Regions from separate parts of the Homo sapiens genome. Here region 1 is linked to region 2. The links are chromatin contacts, found by Hi-C or POLR2A ChIA-PET in ENCODE. All regions are on one chromosome and are shown on one strand. The core of a region is the stretch at or near the end of the contact, and the rest is flanking DNA. Distances in the headings are between cores, read along the strand shown.

Region 1 (2,700 bases), core at 50-2,549, 2.1 Mb after region 2:
AGAACCTTCTGGCAGAACAGTCTCCAAGAACAAGGCAAACAACTAATTTTACATAGGTTTTTACCAATGTACAGCTGTTGATTGTGACTGGTTTCCGGCAATCTGGATTTCACAATCTGGATAAGGGGACAAACAATTGTCTGTCTTCCACTATCTTTCTTGAATTTGAATAGAACCTTTTTATTCTCATAGCCTCTTAGCTTTCTTTCTTTTTTTTTTGAGACGGAGTTTCGCTCTTGTCGCCCAGGCTGGAGTGCAGTGGCGCGACCTTGGCTCACTGCAAACGCTGCCTCCCAGGTTCAAGTTATTCTCCTGCCTCAGCCTCCCAAGTAGCTGGGATTACAGGCGCATGCCACCACGCCCGGCTAATTTTTGGATTTTTAGTAGAGACGGGGGTTTCACCATGTTGACTAGGCTGGTCTTCAACGCCTGACCTCAGGTGATCCGCCCGCCTCGGCATCCCAAAGTGCTGGGATTACAGGCGTGAGCCACTGCGCCCGGCCTCTCATAGTCTCTTAGCTTTCTAAAATTTGAAAAATCCTGTAAAGACACACCTGGGTCAAAGGGCTCAGATAACGGACTGTGGCCCTTAAGTACTTACGTCACAGGTTATTGAGAGGATCGATTTAGTTACCAGATGTAAAATGCTGGGATCAGTGCCTGGCAAAGGAAAACTTTGTACAGCTGCAGGCTTTCACCATACACAACAGCATCGCTAACGAATGCTATTACAATATTCATTTAGCGTTTACCAAGTGCCTACTCTATACAAATCTTGAGAATACAACGTGAAGGTGAACTGCTGACTAAAGTTTGGTCCCTTTCGCTCCGTCTCCTTGCGAAAATGCTCTAACGGCAGGAGGTCACGCGAGCGCTGGACGCGTTTCTCCCCGCGAGCCCCTTTCCGAGGCCTTTCGGGTCCCCCCGGTTATCCCCGCCCGGGCGGTGCGCGCCCCCGCTGTTCCCGCTTCCGCTCCAGAGAGGCAGGGCTTTCCGAGCCTGCTAGCCCCGCGGCCGCAACTAACCCCGGGTCGGAGTGTTCCGGCCCGGCCAGCCCCGCGGCGTGAGGGAAGGGGAGCTCAGCAGTTCCCCGCGCGGGGCCCAGGCGTCGGCGGCAGGGCGGGCCCCTCACCGCCAGCGTGCCAGCCCCGCCCCTACCCACCAGTGTGCCAGCCCCGCCCTTCCCCACGTCGCCGCGCGCCCGGGGGCGGGGCCTGGCGCGCACCGCCCGCGCACGGCGAGGCGCCTGTTGATTGGCCACTGGGGCCCGGGTTCCTCCGGCGGAGCGCGCCTCCCCCCAGATTTCCCGCCAGCAGGAGCCGCGCGGTAGATGCGGTGCTTTTAGGAGCTCCGTCCGACAGAACGGTTGGGCCTTGCCGGCTGTCGGTATGTCGCGACAGAGCACCCTGTACAGCTTCTTCCCCAAGTCTCCGGCGCTGAGTGATGCCAACAAGGCCTCGGCCAGGGCCTCACGCGAAGGCGGCCGTGCCGCCGCTGCCCCCGGGGCCTCTCCTTCCCCAGGCGGGGATGCGGCCTGGAGCGAGGCTGGGCCTGGGCCCAGGCCCTTGGCGCGCTCCGCGTCACCGCCCAAGGCGAAGAACCTCAACGGAGGGCTGCGGAGATCGGTAGCGCCTGCTGCCCCCACCAGGTAGCGGGGTGGGGGTGGGGTCGAAGGCGGGGGCATAGCGGCGGGGCGCTTGGAACCCGGCGAGGGGAGGCTCGCACAGGGGGTTGGGGGGGTGCACGGCCTGGCCCTGGGCTCGGAGGAGGCGGGGCCGCAGAGTTGGCTTGAATGAGTGCAGGGGTCGAGTCTGGAGCATTTGGGGGTGTAGCTTGTAAACAGGGTCGGAGGAGAGAGGCTGTGCAGGAAGAGGGCTGCAGGGGAGACGCGGAGAGTTCGGGCCTTTTGGAGGGAGGAGACGCGTCCCGCCAGGTGGGGGTGCTGGGCTAAGGAAGGGGCGACGCGCGCAGCTCCGGGTGGGGAGGGGGCCTGGGAGGTGGGAGCACTGGGGGTGGGGCGAGAAGGGGAAGGCGCCCGGCCCACTTGGTGGGCGGGGCGGGGGGCGGGGTGGCGGGAAGGAGGAATGCCTGCGGGAGGCCGAACGGGGAGAGTCCGGTGGTGTGGGGTGCGAAAGGAGGTTCCTCGGCCGGCGCGGAGATAGTGAGTTGGGGCTCCAGTAGTCGATCGAGGTAGACACTTAGAGGTAGTTAAGAGCCGCGGTCGCCGAGACGCCTTGGGGACGGTGGGCCTTCGGCCTAGGTGAGGGGCCGCCGAGGGGGTGGGCCACGAGCTGCGAGCGCGGGGGGGTGTGTCACCATGGGGACCGCGGGGCCTAATTGGGCGGGGCGGGGCCGTGGGGAGCCGAAGTGCTGGGATCCGGCTGGGTCCTTCGGTAGGTAGGCTGCACGTGCACCGAGACGAAGATAGAATATTTTGACGTATGTGGAAATTCGTGTCGAGTGGAAAATATTTTATTTTATGAAATAGTGTAATTTTTATGGGGCACCACTGGGCTTTTAGAGGCCTTAATCGGGCGCTGGACAAAGATGTGTGGACGTGAGTGACTCCGGGGAAGCCTGTCGGGAGTTGTCCTCACTTTATGGGCAGTTAAGTGCTTTTTTTTTTTTTTCCTTTTTGAGAGAGAGTTTCGCTCAAGTCCAGGCTGGAGTGCAATGGCGCGATCTCAGCTCACCGCAATC
Region 2 (2,700 bases), core at 58-2,557:
GATCAGTGCCGAAGTCCCCCAAAGGGGCACCGATAAGGACCAGCGCAAACAGGAACAGTCACTTTGCAAAAAATAAGCAGACCACAAACCAAGCCGGGGCTCTACCGAGCTTTCACTTGTCAACAAGTTCTCGCAGCCTGCGAAGTCCAGGACAGATCCCAAAGGGGAGAATGTCCCCAAAGAAAGGCAAGAGAGAAGAACAGAGTTTAAAACTTCACCCGAGCCATGCTTGTCCCTCCCCCTTCCCCCTCCCCCACCGCCGTGGATCACAGCGTCCCGGGACAGAGTGACAGATGGGCCAGAACTCCGCAGACTGCTCCTGCCCGCCGCGGCCCGAGTGGGGGTGGGCAAGGGAAGGGTCCCGAGGCCTCTAGGGCAACAGGGCCCCCTCCACTCCCCCATCCCCGGCTCTAAAAGACAGTGTTGGCCGCAGGGTCCCCGAGAGATACGCGGCCCGGCGGGGCCCATCCATGGCCATCCACGGCCCCCGGCACGCGCATCCAGCCCAGCGCCGCCGCACCCCGGGGTCCCGCGCGGGGTCCCCGCCCCCCGGCTGACCCGCCCGCCGCTGCGACCCCGGGCAGCCTCGCCAGCTCTCCACCGTTGTCTCCTCGGCTCACTTTTTCCGTATTGCTCCCCCAACCGGCAAAACTTTCTATTTCCCCAAACACTGCCGTGCGCGCGCGCGCGTGCACACACACACACTCACACACACACACTCACACACACTGACGTCTTTTGCGCATTTCCTGCATTAGAGGGAGGGAGACTCGCTCGCACACCGACAGAGGGAGAGGAGACCGCGGGGGAGCGCGGGCTGGCGGGCGGCGAGCGAGCGGCAGCCGAGAGCGGGGACGCGGGGAGCGCGGAGGGCGGGCGCCGGCGCCCAGGAGGTGGGGCCGCGCTGAGTCGCAGTCCCTGCCCCGCCGCCGCGCTGCGCACCGCCCGGTGCTGGCCTGCGCCCCCGAGCCGGATCGGCGGCCGCCCGGACTCCGAGCCCGCGCGGATGTGAGATTCCGGGCTCCTGGCGCCTCCCGATCGCCGGCTCCGGCGCGGCGCTGCTTCGCCCAGGAGGCGGCGGCCCCGGCTGGCCGTGGGGCTTGTGGATTTTTAAAAATTTGGCTCCGAGGAGGACCATTTCCTCTCGACATGCATCCCTCCGGATAGACTGAACATCCCTCCGTTCACCCCCCCGCCCCGCGCGGTCAGAGGCAGGCGCTGAGTGTGCGAAGAGGATCCGGGTTGAAATCTGCGCCCCCGGTTCTCGTCCCCGCCCCGTCCCACCGCCCCATCCCCCTCCCGGAGTCGAAATTTCCCGGGATTATGTTTCGGAAAGGTAGGTAAGCGCCGGGCGCGGCGCCCGCTTTCCCGCAGTCCGGAGCCGGAGAGCCAGCGAGGCGGCGAGGCAGCCCCCGCGGCTTGCAGCGGAGCCGACAGCTCGTCTTCTCTTCTGGAGGTGCAGCTGGTGGTCGGGGGGAGAGACTTGCTCCAAACACGGACATCCCCCAGCTCTCCCCCCTCCCTGTTTTCCGTTAGGAACCCGGCGAGGAAATACATGCACTGGCTGAGAATCGCCCGCGCCAGGGCGCAACGCCACAAGGTGTAGGGAGTGTGCGGGGTGGGGCGAAAGGGGACCCAAGAGTCCCTGTGGCTCGGAGTGCCGGGCCGTCGGTTCTTCATTCCTGCCCTCGGGGCAGACGGAGTGACCCCGGCCCCCACTCCCCGCCCCGACCATGGTAGTGTTCAATGGCCTTCTTAAGATCAAAATCTGCGAGGCCGTGAGCTTGAAGCCCACAGCCTGGTCGCTGCGCCATGCGGTGGGACCCCGGCCGCAGACTTTCCTTCTCGACCCCTACATTGCCCTCAATGTGGACGACTCGCGCATCGGCCAAACGGCCACCAAGCAGAAGACCAACAGCCCGGCCTGGCACGACGAGTTCGTCACCGATGTGTGCAACGGACGCAAGATCGAGCTGGCTGTCTTTCACGATGCCCCCATAGGCTACGACGACTTCGTGGCCAACTGCACCATCCAGTTTGAGGAGCTGCTGCAGAACGGGAGCCGCCACTTCGAGGACTGGGTGAGTGCGGCGCCTCCCCGTCATTCCGGGAACCCGGTTGTGGGGTCCCGGGGAAAGACTCGCTGGTCTTGATCGTAGGGCTCCGGGACTTATTGACGACTGGGGTGTGTGTGCCTGTAAGTCTCAGTTTCCTTGGGGAGGTACACTTCACTTCATAGTTGGGGAGAAACAGGCATTGGCGAGGAAGATGAGACTTGGAAAGAGGATGTGGCCCTCTGCTCCCTCTGTGCCCTCCAGTTGGTGGGTGCTGCGGGAGGTTTGCAAACTGGGAGAGCCTGGGCCACTGGTGCTGAAGGTTGGCCGAGGACCCGGCTTTCTTCCGCAGGCGCGTGGTGGGCTGGCTGTGTGTGATTGTGTGTGGGTGGGTCCCTCCGTCCTTGGAAAGGCACGTGGAGCCTTTGACTGAAGGCTTCTTGCACGTCCTGGCTTTGTCCTGCTTAGCCGAGCGAGGAGTTGCTTTATTTTTCCCTCCGAGAGGAAGCTGGCTTGTTTCTATTCTCTTGCATGGTGGTTAGCTCATCTTCTGACATACAAGTAGAAAAAATGTGTTCTCCTCCAGGATGTCTCCTCTATGGTCCCAGAAACATCAGTCGAGCTTGTTTTGTCCAATTCATTGCCC

What was found. Hi-C counts contacts between places; a loop is a spot of excess contacts on that map. ChIA-PET counts read pairs that join two places held with the same protein, here RNA polymerase II (POLR2A). Pooled maps may share reads with other maps.
Region 1: a loop to region 2 is called in a map of CD4-positive, alpha-beta memory T cell, with 12 times the contacts of the local background. The contact joins the promoter of MSH6 here to the promoter of PRKCE in region 2. A Hi-C loop is called at or near these places in 1 of 168 maps with a recorded cell type or tissue (CD4-positive, alpha-beta memory T cell) and 8 of 50 pooled maps. POLR2A ChIA-PET finds 5 or more read pairs at or near these places in 1 of 52 experiments (activated T-cell).

Annotation. Positions count from the first base shown.
Region 1 is chr2:47,781,846-47,784,545 of GRCh38, forward strand. It overlaps MSH6 (mutS homolog 6), which reads left to right and starts at 1,300. Exons shown (of 10, transcript NM_000179.3): 1 at 1,300-1,648. The coding sequence starts at 1,389. RefSeq lists an enhancer at 673-742 and silencers at 873-1,352, 1,633-1,792, 1,993-2,082.
Region 2 is chr2:45,650,368-45,653,067 of GRCh38, forward strand. PRKCE (protein kinase C epsilon) reads left to right here and starts at 1,308. Exons shown (of 15, transcript NM_005400.3): 1 at 1,308-2,081. The coding sequence starts at 1,734. It overlaps LOC102724965 (a long non-coding RNA gene), which reads right to left and starts at 848. Exons shown (of 2, transcript XR_005647119.2): 1 at 1-848. RefSeq lists silencers at 468-567, 738-1,207 and enhancers at 583-877, 1,366-1,986.